2 separate regions of the Homo sapiens genome follow, and region 2 is linked to region 1. Evidence: chromatin contacts called from ENCODE Hi-C data. All regions are on one chromosome and are shown on one strand. Each heading gives the region's core, a stretch centred on a gene start or an enhancer-like site at or near the end of the contact. The rest is flanking DNA. Distances are from core to core; before and after follow the strand shown. Region 1 overlaps GRAMD4 (GRAM domain containing 4). Region 2 overlaps CELSR1 (cadherin EGF LAG seven-pass G-type receptor 1).

Region 1 (7,588 bases), core at 2,370-4,869:
TGTGCCAGACATGCCACAGTGCTCGGAGCACCTCCAACAGCCTTCGCGGATGTTCTCCTGGGCCTTCCAAAGAGCAAAGTGTGAGAAAGATGTGCTTTTACCTGCACCATCCTGTGCCCTTACTGGTCCCCAGCTACAGACCTCCTGGCCGGCGTGTCAGGCCGAGAGCAGCAGGCAGGCCCTTACAGACGCGGTGCTGAGCGCCCTGGAGGCCAGCAAGGAAGGTGCCACCAAAGACACTGAGGGCAGGCGAGGGGTGGGCCCTTCTCACCCTCTCTGTTCCCGTGGAGCGAGTGTGGAGCGCAGGCAGGGTCACTGCGCCCGGCCCCAGCCCGGCACCAAGGGCAAATGCCACAGGAGGGTCTCATGTAAGAGGAAGGAGGGCCGCCAGGCCCGTTTCTCGGTGGTTGGTGAAAGGCCCCCATGTCCCTCCTTGACGACATCTTTCTGTCCCCAGGAGGAAGGGCCCCGCACTCTTCAGCTATGGCTTTGGTGGTGGACGAGCTTCTGGCCTCTGGAGAGCGGGACACAAGGTTGCGAGAACCTCTTGGGGTGGCTGGAGAGGTTTCTCTGTCCAGGCTGGAACGGAGAAGGGCAGGGCCAGGGGTCCTGTGTGTCTTCTCCACGGGCCCCCGAGGGCCTCTGCCCCCTCCCCCAGTCTGCGGGTGGCCCTCAGAGGCACCTGACGTGCCCTGTGGGAGAGGGGCACCCCCGTCCCTGTGAGCCCTGGCCCCTTCTTGGTCGATAAAACGCAGAGGTCAACACAATAGAACCACAGGTCCAGGAGAATTATTGCAAAAGCTCATGAGGATGTCCAATTGTTTCCACTACCAAATCGTAAAAAAAAAAAAAGAAAAAGAAAAAGAAAAAGAAAATTCCAGCAACGTCCTGGGCAAGTCAATACTAGCTGTCCCCGCCAGACGCTGCCGCTGAGGTGATCTTGATGTACTGGCTGAGAATGGTCTCGAAGGCCTCATCCCTGTGCACCATGGCACCAAACACGAGCGGCTGGCAGGGAAGAAATGCCACCAGTGAGCATGGCACAGCCAGGCTGGCGCCAGGACCAGGACCGAGACGAAGTCCAACACCAGCCCCAGGCCAGCACGCTAGTCACGTGGGTCTGGGTGCAAAAGACAGGTGTCTCCCCACCACCCGGAGCCAGGCTCCAGCCTTCAGGGGAACAGAGCCAAGAGGCAGAGGGGAGCCAGGCTTTAGCCCCGTGCCTCCCTCCTCCCAAGTCACTGAGTCAGGGGACCCCTGTGCCCAACATCCCTGTCTGTCCGGTGACTCGATGGCCCCAGCAAGATTTCCAACCCAACCTGGACGCAGCCCCAGGCTCTAGCTGCTGCGAGGGAGGGGGCGGCTTTGTGACCCTGCTGCCCAAACTAAAACTCTGGCTGTCTGCCCCACGCTGGTCCCAGGGTTGCTCAGAGTCAGGCCCCTGGGCCCACACCAACCCCTTGGCGGCCCCCCGCCCGGCACCTACTTTCTGGGTGGATGGCGTCGACACGGCAATCCCCATGCCTGAGCCTGGGAGGACAGACAGGACCTTGTACTGAAAGGCAAAGCGTGGCCGTCACCACAGGTCTCTCCTGGGGACAGGGAGGCACAGCCCTCCACAGGCCCAGGGCATCCTCCTCCACTGGGCACACAGGCAGCAGGGCCCACGGGCACCTGGGACTTCCAAACAACAGAAGGTAAGGGCCTGTGGACACCTCCTCACTTTGTGGCCGAGACACCAGACCTGTAAAGGGTCTGTCCCACCCCAGCCCAGACCGTCGGCCAGCTGGCCTGAGGAAGGTCAGAGACAAGCCGGCCTGAGGAGGCTGACGGTAGGCACTCAGCCCCAGAACTCGCTCTCAGGGCCTGGCACCAGGAGGGCCATCTGTCAGCACCGCCAATCCCAAGAGGCAGGCGGAAAGGACCCCAGCCCTGAACTCACCCCTTCTGGTCACCTGACTGCACGCTTTTTTCCAGAGCCGGGTGGGAGAGATGACCCACAACTGCCGTGGGGCCGGGAGTGCCCGCCGTGCCAATGCGGACATGCCCAGGACGCTCGGAGCTGGGAGGGAGCTGGGGGCCCTGACCACTCGGGCCAAGTGTGCCTGCCAGTGCCTCACTGAGCCTTCCCTGCCCCAGAAAACAAGGGACCACAGGCACTTGTGGCCACGCCCACCTGCTCATTCCATGCTACGGTAAAATGCTGAGAAAATGCCCAGAGCGGGCGCGACCATCTGAGCTCCCACCTGAAAACCTGCATCCGAGGCAGGGGCTCAGGGCCCCTGTGCTTTTCTTTATGGGGAGGGTCCCAGATACGAGGGGAACACAGCAGCCAGAGTGGGGCTTGGGTCCTGACCTCCTGGGCTCCAACCCAGCCCCTCCACTTTGAGACACACGGTCCAGGCAAGTGGACCCCAGGGCAGGGGCAGACCCACAGGGACATGGGGACTCAAGTCAAGGAAACGGACCATGGCCGGCCAGCGTGGCCGCGGCGCCCAGATGCTGACAGAGGCTGGCAGAAGTCTATAGGGAAAGCCTCGCCAGCCTCTGTCAGGTGACGAAGAAAACACGGGGGTTAGTGGGGGTGGGTAGGTGCACCAACCTTCTGGATGTCCGTGATGTCCACTAGCTTGATGACTTTGTTCCTCTTTGAGGACCCAGATTTGGAGCTTTCGAAGCACAAGTAACTGGAAGGGGAACGGACAGAGGCGTCGCCTGGCTCTTGAACCAGAGCACGCTCCCACCAGGTGGGGGTCTCCCGGGGCTGCCTCTCAGCCCCCAGTGGGATGGACAGTGGTGCTCCCTTCCCAGCAGACACAGAACCGGTGAAACACTCACGGCCACTGCTCTATATGAGACACTCACGGCCACTGCTCTGTGTGAAACACTCACAGCCACTGCTCTGAGACACTCACGGCCACTGCTCTGAGTGAGACACGGCCACTGCTCTGAGACACTCACGGCCACTGCTCTGAGTGAGACACTCACGGCCACTGCTCTGCATAAGACATTCACAGCCACTGCTCTGAGTGAGACACTCACGGCCACTGCTCTGCATGAGGCACTCAGGGCAACAAGGACTCAGGGCCTCAGCAATAGCAGGTCCCCACACGGTCCCCTCCTTGGGAGACTCTGCCCCTCGTCTCCATGAACTGCTTGGGCCCCAGAGAAGACAGCATCCCCGCCAGCCTGAGGGATGGCAGCAGTACAGCCCAGGCCACGTCCGGCTTGGAGACAACACCTTTTCCCTGGGAGCCCAGACAGCCGGCAAGAGCAGAGCATGGGAGAGGCCATGGCCACCACTCAGGAAAACCTGCACTGGGCCAGCCACGCCATCCCAGGGCCTAGGCAGCCTCCTGCGCCCCCTCCCCTGCAGCCACACAGGGCCCCACGGCTGCACTCACTTCTCCGTGACGTAGAGCACCCCGTTCCTGATGTAGTCCGTGGGCATCTTCCGGTCCCTGTTGATGAGGCAGCAGCGCCAGCCATTCTCGCACACTAATGGGAGAAGGCCCGCCTGTCACACTTTCCACTGGAAGTACCCAGCCTCTGACCTGACGCTGGGACCCAGGAGCCTGACTCTCAGATCCTGACATCCGCCCACCGCGCTCACGTCACACCCACAGTGAGAGGAAGGCGCGCCGGCAAGAGTGAGGTGGCCCCAGAGGGTGGAAAACAGATGTTTCCTCTTCAACAGGCACTGGCAGGGTTTTTAAAGTAAAAGCACCCAGGCAGAGCAGGGAGCAACAGAAGTCACAGTGTGGCCGGGACACCACCTCCAAGACCGGCAGGGTCAGGGCGCTGGGACACCACCTCCACCAAGACCGGCAGGGCCAGGGCTCAGCAGAGGACGAAGCTCCGTTCTCCGCAGCTGCCTCTGCAGCCGCTCATCACACACCTCGAGCTGCCCGGTTTAGTTTAACAGGCCCTCCCTTTGGGAAAGCTGACCTGTCCCCAGGATCCTGAGTCACCTGTCCCCTGGTGGCTCTTGTTTCTCCAGACACGATGGAACCAGGGGCAGACCCCCTGCCAGCGCCCTGCAGGCCCTGAGGCCTCGCCCTGGACTCTCTCCCCAGTGTGTTGCCTGCACGCCTGCTGTCAGGGGAGTGCTGCAGCGTGGGCGGCTCTCCCCACGGGCACGCCCTCCTCCCCTGTAGCCCGCAGAGTCCTCATGACCCCTGGCTCCTGCACTCCTCCTGGGGCAGTGGGATGTGAATGCCATCCTGAGGGCTCCTCTGGCCTGTCACAGGGCGACCCCGTCCTGCATCCACAGCGCCCCCCTCACGGGCCTTCAGTCTGTGTCGGCGCTCGGCCTGGCCTCAGACTCACGGCACACATACCCGCCAGCGGACGCTCGTTTTCTGTCAGATTGAAGATCTCGTGGAAATTGCCCTTCTTGGTGCTGTGGAAGCGACCGGCGTCCTCCTCTTTACCCAGGCCGGCCGGTGCGCTGGGTACGTAGCTCCGTGACGAGGTCGTCTGCAGCTGCCAACGGCAAACAGCGTCGAGGTCAGGCCCGCTGCCCACGCCTGCAGCACCCAGATGTGCTGGCCGCACACACACCTCCCCAAAAGCTGGGATCCAAATTTGGGAAGACGTTCCCGAGGTCCCTTCCGGCCCAGAGCGGCTCCTTCTTCCAGGCAGGGCCACCTCACCTCAGTGGGGAGAGCCCAGCAACCCTCCTGACTCATCTGAGCCACCCCGAAGGGAGCACCGAGGCCTGCTCATTCCCCGTGGTCCTGGCTGGGATGCTGTGCTGCACATCTGGAGGGCCTGTGACTGTGAATGAAATATGGCCCAGTGCCAGGCTGTGGCTCCAAGGGGGCCCTTCTCAAACTGCCTGGTCTCAGCGCCAGAGCCTCACTGTCAGGGATGGCAGGGGCCGGGCACCCCCATGGAGTGGTCACTCCCAGGCCTGCTGGCTCTCAGTCATCATGGCCAGTCCCCAGGTGTTGCCCTGGGCTTGGGAGGGGCTGGATGAGCCTCAGAAACCGCAGTGGTAACAGGGAAAAAAAAAACCCTCAAGTTTAAGGAGTCTATAAAATTGAAGAAACAGCCTCTAAATGAGCCGGAGGTGAACAGAGCACTGTGGGCCTGGGGATGCCCGGCTTCGTGGCCCCCCATCCCCCCATCCCCGCAGCTGGGGGCCGGGCTCACCCTGCGTGAGACTGCGGCGCTGGAGCGCTCCTTGAGCTGCGGGTCGGTGGGGAGACTCCTCCAGATGATATAGGGCGTGTCGTACTTGGCGCGCAGCCTCGGGCAGCGTTTAAAGATGAAATCAATGAGGAAGAACTTGATACCAGCATAGAGTCCTGAGGGCAGGGGACACAGCCTGCTCCATCTAGAGCTCTGCAGCTATGCCAGTCTACTCAGGGTGATGGTTCCGGCACCTCCCACCTCCCAGATTGGCACCCTCCACCCTGAGCCTGGATGTGAGAGTCCAGCTGCTCGCTCAGTCCTCACCCTGGATACCCCCAGCCTCGCTCCCCTGGGGCCCATTCGTGCTGCACAGTCTCAACCCCAGGCGAGGGCCCCACTGCCAGCGCCCCACCCACTCCCACTAAGACCCCTCAGCTCTGCTAGGACCCCCCCATCCAATGCCCCTCACTTCTCTCTCCAACTCCGCCTGGCTCAGGGCTGTTCTTGACCCACCTGAAACACTTCAGGACTGTGCCTCCTCTGCCCCAATTCCCCACACCTGACACCAAATCTGAGGTCCCTCCATGGCAATCCCTCCCCAAACCCCCTCCCACCTGCCCTTCTTCAACTGGGTGCCCCCCCACGCCCAGCCCATCCCTGCTGAGAGGCCGCCCATGACCAGCTGCTCAGACGGCTCCCAGCCACGCCCTCGCAAGTTCCCCTCCACCAGCTCCGTTTTCTCCCCGATACTGTCACCTGACACAATCATGGTCAGTCCCCCTACTAAACACGACCTCAGAAGAGCCAGGCCTGACTGCGCCCCAGGACCCCACCTGGCAACAGATGCAGGGATGGGAGGCGGGGCCGGCCCCCACACACCTGCTAACGCACCCCCCTGGGCAGCAAAAGCTGTCAGGAGTTCCGGTCTCTCCGGGTGCCCCTCCCAGTGCTGGGGGCTGTCTCGCTGCCCCCAGTGCACAGCCCGCCAGACCAGACCAGACGTGGCAGGCCCTCCCTGCAGGGGCCCCAGGGTCAGAGTTCCATGTACTATCTGTGCTATAAAGGGACTGATAAAGCTGTGCCTTTGTTTCATTTTTTGCCTTTGTAGGACATTTTCACAGAAATTCATCAATCAAGTCAGACTTTTTGACCCCAATTCTCAACTTGTTGATTCTTTTTTTTGAGACAGAGTCTTGCTCTGTTGCCCAGGCTGGAGTGCAATGGCTTGATCTCAGCTCACTGCAACCTCCCGGGTTCAAGCGATTCTCCTGCCTCAGCCTCTCGAGTAGCTGGGAGCCTACCACCACACCCGGCTAAATTTTTTATTTTATTTTATTTTATTTTATTTTATTTTATTTTTGAGACGGAGTCTTGCTCTGTCGCCCAGGCAGGAGTGCAGCAACATGATCTTGGCTCACTGCCAGCTCCGCCTCCCGGGTTCACGCCATTCTCCTGCTTCAGCCCCCTGAGTAGCTGGGACTACAGGCGCCTGCCACCATGCCTGGCTAATTTTTTTTAATTTTAATTTTAATTTTTTTATTTGAGACAGAGTCTTGCTCTGTCGCCCAGGCTGGAGTGCAGTGGCGCGATCTCAGCTCACTGCAAGCTCCACACGCGGCTACATTTTGTATTTTTGGTAGAGACGGGGTTTCACCATGTTGGCTGGGCTGGTCTCGAACTCCTGACCTCAAGTGATTCACCCGCCTCGGCCTTCCAAAGTGCTGGGATTACAGGCGTGAGCCACCGTGTCCGGACAACTTGTTGATTCTTGAAAGATGCTAGGTGTGAGGAGGGGCAGGGCCAGGACCACCCCCTTGGCTGACTGGACTGAGCTCCCAGGCCTCCTCCACGTGGTGGCCGACCCAGGAGGGACAGCTCAGCTCAAGAGAGCCCAAGTCCCAGCTGGGGCCATCCTTGCTTGGAGCAGGCAGCCTCTGCCCCTCTAAGCTGAGGTCCCTTGTCAGCACTGCAAAAGAATACATGGGCACCGATAAGCCAGGAATGCCATCTTGGCCCACACCTGGCAGGGTCACCGCTGCCCAGTGGCAGTGGTGATCTCAGGGTGGTTGTGAGAACCCAAACCACACTGGGTGTCACAAAAAAGGACAGCAGGGGCCGGGCGCAGTGGCTCACGCCTGGAATCCTAGCACTTTGGGAGGCCGAGCGGGCGGATCATGATGTCAGGGGTTCAATACCAGCCTGGCCAACATGGTGAAACCTCGTCTCTATTAAAAATACAAAAATTAGCTGAGTGTGGTGGTGCACCCCTGTAATCCCAGCTACTCCCGAGGCTGAGGCAGGACAATCACTTAAACTCAGGGGATGGAGGTTGCAGTGAGCCGAGATCGTGCCACTGCACTCCAGCCTGGGTGAGACAGACTGAGACGCTGTCTTGAAAAAAAAGGACAGCAGGGCAGATGCAGGACACCAAGACCCAGGTGCACACCCC
Region 2 (7,588 bases), core at 1,718-4,217, 290 kb after region 1:
AGGTTCACCTGCGCCGCAGCAACTGTCAGACTTCCCCTCCTTTTGAAGGCTGAGTAATATTCCATTGTGCGGATGGAGCGCGTGTTGCTTATCCACTCACCTGTTGACCCATGCCTGAGTTGTTTCCACCTTTTGGCCTGTGTGAATGGTGCTGCTGTGAACATGGGCATAGAAGTATCTGGGTCCAGGCCGGGCGCGGTGGCTCACGGCTGTAATCCCAGCACTTTGGGAGGCCGAGGCGGGCGGATCATGAGGTCAGGAGATCGAGACCATCCTGGCTAACAAGGTGAAACTCTGTCTCTACTAAAAATACAAAAATTAGCCAGGCGTGGTGGCGGGCACCTGTAATCCCAGCTACTCGGGAGGCTGAGGCAGGAGAATGGCGTGAACCCGGGAGGCGGAGCTTGCAGTGAGCCGAGATGGCGCCACTGCACTCCAGCCTGGGCGACAGAGCAAGACTCTGTCTCAAAAAATAAATAAATAAATAAAAATAGAAGTATCTGGGTCCCCGCCTTCAGTTCCTTGGGGTGTATACCCAGAAGTGGGCTTGCAGGGTCATGTGATAAGTCCTGTTTTTGATTTTTTGGGGACCCACGGTACTGTTTTCTGTGGGACATCTGTTGGTTTTTGAGAAGCACCTGCTGGCACTGACGGCAGTCTTGGGGAACACAGGTGCTCCTGCCAGAGTCCTCACCTTCTGCTCACATTGCAGAAGGCCCCCTGCTGAGGCCGGCTGGCCGGAGGACCACCCCGCAGACCACGCGCCCGGGGCCTGGCACCGAGAGGGAGGCCCCGATCAGCAGGCGGAGGCGACACCCTGATGACGCTGGCCAGTTCGCCGTCGCTCTGGTCATCATTTACCGCACCCTGGGGCAGCTCCTGCCCGAGCGCTACGACCCCGACCGTCGCAGCCTCCGGTAAGGCCTGGGCACGGGGCACACGGGGAGGGCCCGTTCTGGAGGCTCCTGAGGCTTCCACAGGTCAAAATCCTGATCCTGATCAAGCACAGGTCTTCACAGTGACATTTCACCGTGACCCTGGCCCAGAGACAGAGACCATTGCCTTGTGGTGGTCCTTGGAGGGAGATTCTGGGTCTGCCACAGGATACCACACCCTGGAACATTGCACACCCTTTGCCTGGGCTCATCCTGGTGTTTGTGCCAGAAATGCCCCCTCCCCAGCATACACCCCATCTTGTGCCCAGAGGGACCCCATTCTGTCCCCACACACCTGGCCCAAGGCTGTCATGGGTAGTGCCTGCTGCTGGCCCCGGGGTTAGGTCTGCTCAGCTAGTCCTGGCTGGAAAGGATGAATGTCCCAGAAGCAGCTTTGCAACCTGCTCGGTGGGAGCAGCCCAAGGCTCCGCCCTCCTTCTTCCTGCCATTTCCCAGATACTTCCCTGGCTCTGGGATCCTCGTGTTCACGTGGTTCTCAGTGACTGGGTGATTCATCCCCATGAGCTGCCATTATTTTGGTGTCTTTTGCTGGACACTGAAACCATCCCCTGTGATTCTGCCATTAGCTATTATGGGCTGTGACATCTTTGCACCTGTGCCTTCTCTTTCTTTTTAAATTTCTGAAGTCCCAATTTGACCCAAAGGTGACACCTCTCTCTGTGTGCCCTGTCAGTGATAAAACCTGCTCTAGGGATGAAGATACTGTGGGGTCCGTGGGTCCGAGCTCTCGGAGTGTGATTCTGTCTCCCCTAGAAACACATCATGGCGTGTCCTCAGGGCATTTGTGCGCGGGATTTAAGCAGATGTTTCCTCACCGTGTTTGTCCCCATGCTCTGGCTTCTTGACCTCAGGTTGCCTCACCGGCCCATCATTAATACCCCGATGGTGAGCACGCTGGTGTACAGCGAGGGGGCTCCGCTCCCGAGACCCCTGGAGAGGCCCGTCCTGGTGGAGTTCGCCCTGCTGGAGGTGGAGGAGCGAACCAAGCCTGTCTGCGTGTTCTGGAACCACTCCCTGGCGTAAGTGTGACGCCAGGAGCCCCATGTGAGGGCTTTGCCAAGGCAGAGTGCCCCCGCAGGGTCGGGGGCTCAGTGGCAGAGCGCCCCAAGAGGACGGTCTCTTGTGGTCTGTGTTTCCCCTTTAAGTCCCCCGTGGGGGCAGTGAGCCTCCTGCTCTGCTTCTGTGGGAATATCAGAGTCCTCCCCTAGATGTCCACACACAGATGCACACAGACCTGCACGTGGAGATACAGATGTGCAGGCGCACAGAGAGATCCCTCAAGGCTGACACCCAGGAAGGGGACCCCTCACCTGCGGGACTCCCGACATGCAGCGGCCAACACTAGTGTAGTGCCCAGTTCACCGCCGGATAAGACAGGCCCATTCCGGTCACACACGGGAGACAGAACCCAGAGACTGGCCTAAGAGCCCATCTGCTGACGGTCTTGCCCGAGAGGCTGACACAGTCTAGCTGTGGGGACTGGCTTCACCCCCAAGAGGCCACACCTGGCCGCAGCACAGTTTATCTGGCCCGTTTCAGAAGCAGCGTCAGAGAGTCACAGAGTGGCGAACGCAGGAGAATCTGTGCGCGAGAATCTGTGTTCTAGCATCCATGCAAGCGAGGGAAAGGCGTTTCGTCGTTAGAAAAATGCAAAATGAGTGATTCTCACCCACACGTGAGACTGGATTCAGCACCACAGTGTGGCTCCCGTCTGCTGGGAGCCAGTAGTGTTTGTGCTTTGGTTTTGCTTTTTAGCTGCAGAGTTCACGTGAGGTGTGGACATTTGAGTTGCTCTATCGTTACAGGGAGCTTGCCTTTTCTCTGCTGGTTGGTTTTCACTTTTGCTGTCTCTGTTTAGAAGAAGGCACTGGAACGGGGGTGTGGTGGGAAGGGCCCTGTTGCCGGGATGGGAGCACAGTCAGGGAGGGGAAGACCCACTGCCTCCCCACACACCGGGAGGGAGTGCCGGGAAGGGGAGACGCCATGCAGGAGTCAGGCTTGAATCTGCGGAGCGTTGTGCATCTGGGGACGTCTGTGCAGCAGGAACGCTGCCCCCATCACAGTTGCCCTGGGCACAGTGAGGAGCCGTGAGTGGGGGCTGTGCTGGGGGTGGCGCTATGGTGAGCGAGCCCGGTTAGCCCAGCCTCATTCTTCTCCTGCTTCTGTGCTTTCCAAGTTCTAGTTAATAAGCAACCAGCATGGCACCTGGAATGTAGTAGGCGCTTGGCTTATAAAAGAGAGAAGAAAGGAACCCATTCCACCACGACGGACGTCAGGCCCGGCTGTCTGTCTTGGGCATTCATCTGCGTCCTGGCAATTAGCTCCAGCTCTAATGACCTGCTCTCTGCTTTATGTTGCACTTATTATTCCCAGATTGTAAAGTTTGTGCCAAACATATTAATGCTAACATCCCATTTTACAGATTAGCAAAGTAAGGATCTGAGAGGTTATGTGATTTTTCCCAGAGTCTGCGAGGGCAGGGCCCTGTCTGAAGCTGAGACACACCTTATAACACCTTGTTATTTGGGGCTTCCCATCAGTAAAACGGGAGTCATAATGGGGCCCTGGCTTCTGGGCAGTTCCCATAAAACATTGTGCAATCTGAAGATGAAAGTGTCAGAGGAAGGTGAGATGTCCTTTCTGAGAGCGTCTGCCCTCAGAAGGAGACGGGACCGCATCGCAGCTGTGTGAACCCCGGGCAGTGGTTCCAGCAGCGGGGCGGACGCGAGACAGCCCCATTTGAGTTTTGCTGCTAGATGGCACGTAGAACTTGAACTTCAGAGGGTGCTCCTTGGAGGCCCTGACCAGACACAGAAGGGAAGGGAGACTGTTCCCATGGTCCTGCCTCCGCGGCAGTGAGGCTGCTCTTCTTACAGCCAGGTGGCTCTTGTCTTCGGTGTAGGGGGCTGGTGAGGAACACGGTGGGGAGCAGCCTGCGAGGGCGCTGGGCTTTCAGCACTCACGGCACCTGCTGTTTGGTTTGGCCAGGATGGCCTGGGAGCCCCCAGGGCTGGGCAAAGGCTGCCCTTTACAGACTCATGGGCAGAGGGAACCGTCTTACCCCTGCCCCTTCTCTGTCCTCTCCGCAGCGTTGGTGGGACGGGAGGGTGGTCTGCCCGGGGCTGCGAGCTCCTGTCCAGGAACCGGACACATGTCGCCTGCCAGTGCAGCCACACAGCCAGCTTTGCGGTGCTCATGGATATCTCCAGGCGTGAGGTGGGCATCCTCCCGTGGCCACTGTGCCCTCTGGGCCTACCGCCAAACCTGCCCCTCCCCCCCAAACCTGCACCTCCCCGCCAAACCTGCCCGTCCTCAAACCTGCTGAGCCTGCCCCCAAATCTGTCCCCTCCTCAAACTAAATCTTCCATTCTAAGTGCTTGGAACAAAACAAATCAACCGATTAAAACACATATTCGAGGATTGGCCAGAGTCTGAGGATTTCCATAACAAAGCCCCATTATAAGGGTTTTCAGAGAGCCCTGGTTATGTATTAAACCCCGGAATGGCAGACCCAAAGCTCAGGCTCCGAGGAGCTCTCGGAACCTGCCCCTCACTTCAGTGCGGGTCTGTTGGACGGTGCCGCTCCCCACCTGCTTTGATCCTAAGGGAGGTGACAGCTGCTGGGCGCTCTCCCTCGGGGCCACACGCAGGGCAGCAGGACAAAAGGCTGGGCGGCTAATGTTTAACCTCTGGCATTTTAAGCGGCCTGGGAATGTGAGCCGGCCATTGTGGGCTGCAGATGAATTGGGGAATGGCCCGAGCGCTGTCCTGGCCTCCCGTTATCCAGACAGGAGGGAGGTGGGAGCCAGCCTGGCCATGGCCTGTGTGGGACCCTGGGGTCTAGGAGTCAGAACCAGGGGCCTGGGTAGCCTCCCCCGGCCCCTCCCCGGGGTTGCACTGTGGCTCAAGGGCCCAGGCCACTGTCCTTTCCGAGGGCTTTTTGATGTGAAGTGGCCCTGGTTTCTGTCACATTCTTGGAAGGGTGAGTCAGCCCTCAGGCGGGGCTGGAGGAGGGCAGCGGCCTCTTGTGCAATATGCAGGTGAAGCTGACCCGCCTCTGCCCCTGTCTCATGGGCAAATGTCACTCCCCAGCAGGACCCAGCCTGGAGACGGGGTCAGTGATTAGTGGAGTTTGTTCATATGTGGGCGGGGTTGGGGCTTGTCTCATGGCCAGGATGCCAGGTGACATGTGGGCCAAGGAAGCTGAAATTGAGGCAGAAGAAAGGAGGCTGGAGTGAGAGTCCGAGGCTCCCATGGCCTGGGCGCCCCAAAGCCAGAGGTCTCTGAACGGCCCCCAAGCCAGTGGAGGGAGCCTGGCGTGCTGCCGCAGGCCCCAGGGATGCCCAGGGCCCAGGGCATTGAAGGAGCCTCAGGAGGGGCAGTTCCAGGCCCAGAGCCATGAGCACTCGGCCTCCCCAGCCCAGCCTGATCCTGCCAGCCTTGATCGTTTCATAAGCAAGTGTGTAATTTATCTCTGTTATGCAATGACCAGATCTGAGCCTCGGCCCTTACCTTCTCTCCTGCCTTTAACCCTCCTGCCCATAGAACGGGGAGGTCCTGCCTCTGAAGATTGTCACCTATGCCGCTGTGTCCTTGTCACTGGCAGCCCTGCTGGTGGCCTTCGTCCTCCTGAGCCTGGTCCGCATGCTGCGCTCCAACCTGCACAGCATTCACAAGCACCTCGCCGTGGCGCTCTTCCTCTCTCAGCTGGTGTTCGTGATTGGGATCAACCAGACGGAAAACCCGGTATGGCCACTCTGCTCCCCTCCCCACTGTCTGGGCCGCAGCTTGGAGCAGCTACCATAGTCCTGTCCTGGCCACTCCAAGCACCCTGGCTAGCTCCTCCTCACCACCCCCACCTCTGCTTCACAGATGCCCTTTCAGGAACGTGCCTGGTCACAGGCTGTGGGTGGAGATGTGGGATTCACTGGCAGGCCCAAGCACTTTGACTCTATTGGGAGATGGGGGGCCCTTTCTTTCTTTCTTTCTTTTTTTTTTTTTTTGAGAGTCTCGCTCTGTCAATCCAGGCTGGAGTGAGATGGCACAATCTCAGCTCACTGCAACTTCCACCTCCCAGGTTCAAGTGATTCTTGTGTACATCCCCAGGAAAATACAACTCTTGTCAAAAGTGATTTAAGGGCAGTGGCTCATGCGTGTAATCCCACCAGGATCCCTTTGGGAGGCTGAGGCAGGCAGATCACTTGAGGTCAGGAAGACCAGCCTTGCCAACATGGTAAAACCCAATCTCTACTAAAAATACAAAAATTAGCTGGGCGTGGTGCCGGGCACCTGTAATCCCAGCTACTCAGGAGGCTGAGGCAGGAGAATTGCTTGAGCCTGGGAGGCAGAGGTTGCAGTGAGCAGAGATGGAGCCACTGCACTCCAGCCTGGGCAATAGAGCGAGACTGTCTCAAAACAAAACAAAATGATTTAAGATGTAGAAAGACTAAATAGTCCTCTCACCGTTAGAGAATTTGCATTGCAGTATAAAAACCACGGCCAGGTTGGGTTTATCTTAGGAATGCAAGGATGGTTTAACATTTTAAAAATCTATGAATGCCATTTACCTCACCAGTACATTTAAGGGAAAAATATTATTTTTCTCAGAAATGAATGTACAAAAGAATTTTGATAAATGTTATGCTCATTAATGATTAGAAAGAAAGAAAAACCTTTGAACAGACTAGGACTAGGGGAAACTTTAATCTAATGAAGACATCTACAGAAAACCTGCAGTTGCAATAAATAACAATGGGAAGATACTGGAGGCATCCCCTGTAACATCAGGAACCCACTCACGTTCACCACTGTGGTGCAGGGTGGCCTTGCCAGTGCAATGAATAAGGAAAACAAAAGCATAGAGATCAGAAAGGAAGAAACAAAGCTGTCATTATTAGGTAACATGAAGGATCTCATAGAAAAAATCTAAAATAGTCTACAGGCACGTTATGAGAAACAATTAGGCTGGGCACGTTGGTTCATGCCTGTAATCCCAGCACTTTAGGAGGCCGAGGCAGGCAGATCACTTGAGGTCAAGGAGTTCGAGGCCAACCTGGCCAACATGGTGAAACCCTGTCTTTACTAAAAATACAAAGATTAGCTGGGCATAGTGGTACGCACCTGTAATCCCAGCTACTTGGGAGGCTGAAACATGAGAATCGCTTGAACCCGGGAGGCAGAGGTTGCAGTGAGCTGAGATGGTGCCACTGCACTCTGGCCTGGACAATAGAGTGAGACCCTGTCTCAAAAAAAAAAAAAAAAAAAAAAGAGCCTGGCAGCAGGTGGACGACGGGCAGAAGATCAGAGCAGTCTGATAATGCGCAGGCCTGGGAGGTGGGGTGGAGACCCAGAACTGAAGCCAGGGCACTGGGCACGGGGAGAAAGGAGGGACAGGACCAACCGGTTATGGAGCAGGCAGGAAGGAGGAGTCAGGGGAGTTTGACGTCTCCAGAAGGGAGAATGAGTAGTTGAAGGTACCACCCATTGAGAGGCAGGGTCTGGGTGAGATGGGACACCTGCAGAGGCCAAGGAAGGTGTGGCGCATGAGCCAGGGAGGCCGCCTCCAACTCGTGGGTGGAGACGGTGTCTGTGGGGCTGGACCGGCCCTGGGAAGGGAAACGGAATAAAAAGAC

Evidence for each region. A loop is a pair of places that touch in the nucleus more often than their neighbours do.
Region 2: a loop to region 1 is called in a map of sciatic nerve, with 6 times the contacts of the local background. The contact joins two enhancer-like sites. A Hi-C loop is called at or near these places in 1 of 168 maps with a recorded cell type or tissue (sciatic nerve) and 1 of 37 single-sample maps with no recorded cell type.

The regions. Positions count from the first base shown.
Region 1 is chr22:46,670,567-46,678,154 of GRCh38, reverse strand. It overlaps GRAMD4 (GRAM domain containing 4), which reads right to left. Exons shown (of 19, transcript NM_015124.5): 14 at 5,158-5,312; 15 at 4,341-4,485; 16 at 3,405-3,498; 17 at 2,603-2,687; 18 at 1,487-1,555; 19 at 1-1,008. The coding sequence ends at 904. Among named protein-coding and RNA genes, the nearest start is that of GRAMD4, 54 kb to the right of the region's middle. RefSeq lists enhancers at 3,423-3,482, 3,523-3,672, 3,873-3,952. Within about 2 kb of position 3,619, at least 9 of the 41 ENCODE cell types and tissues checked have a DNase peak (open chromatin) inside an H3K27ac peak, as active enhancers do.
Region 2 is chr22:46,375,175-46,382,762 of GRCh38, reverse strand. It overlaps CELSR1 (cadherin EGF LAG seven-pass G-type receptor 1), which reads left to right. Exons shown (of 35, transcript NM_001378328.1): 21 at 713-917; 22 at 1,808-1,975; 23 at 4,046-4,172; 24 at 5,502-5,702. Among named protein-coding and RNA genes, the nearest start is that of TRMU, 43 kb to the right of the region's middle. RefSeq lists enhancers at 672-1,171, 4,837-5,131, 4,582-5,781 and a silencer at 4,837-5,131. Within about 2 kb of position 2,967, at least 12 of the 41 ENCODE cell types and tissues checked have a DNase peak (open chromatin) inside an H3K27ac peak, as active enhancers do.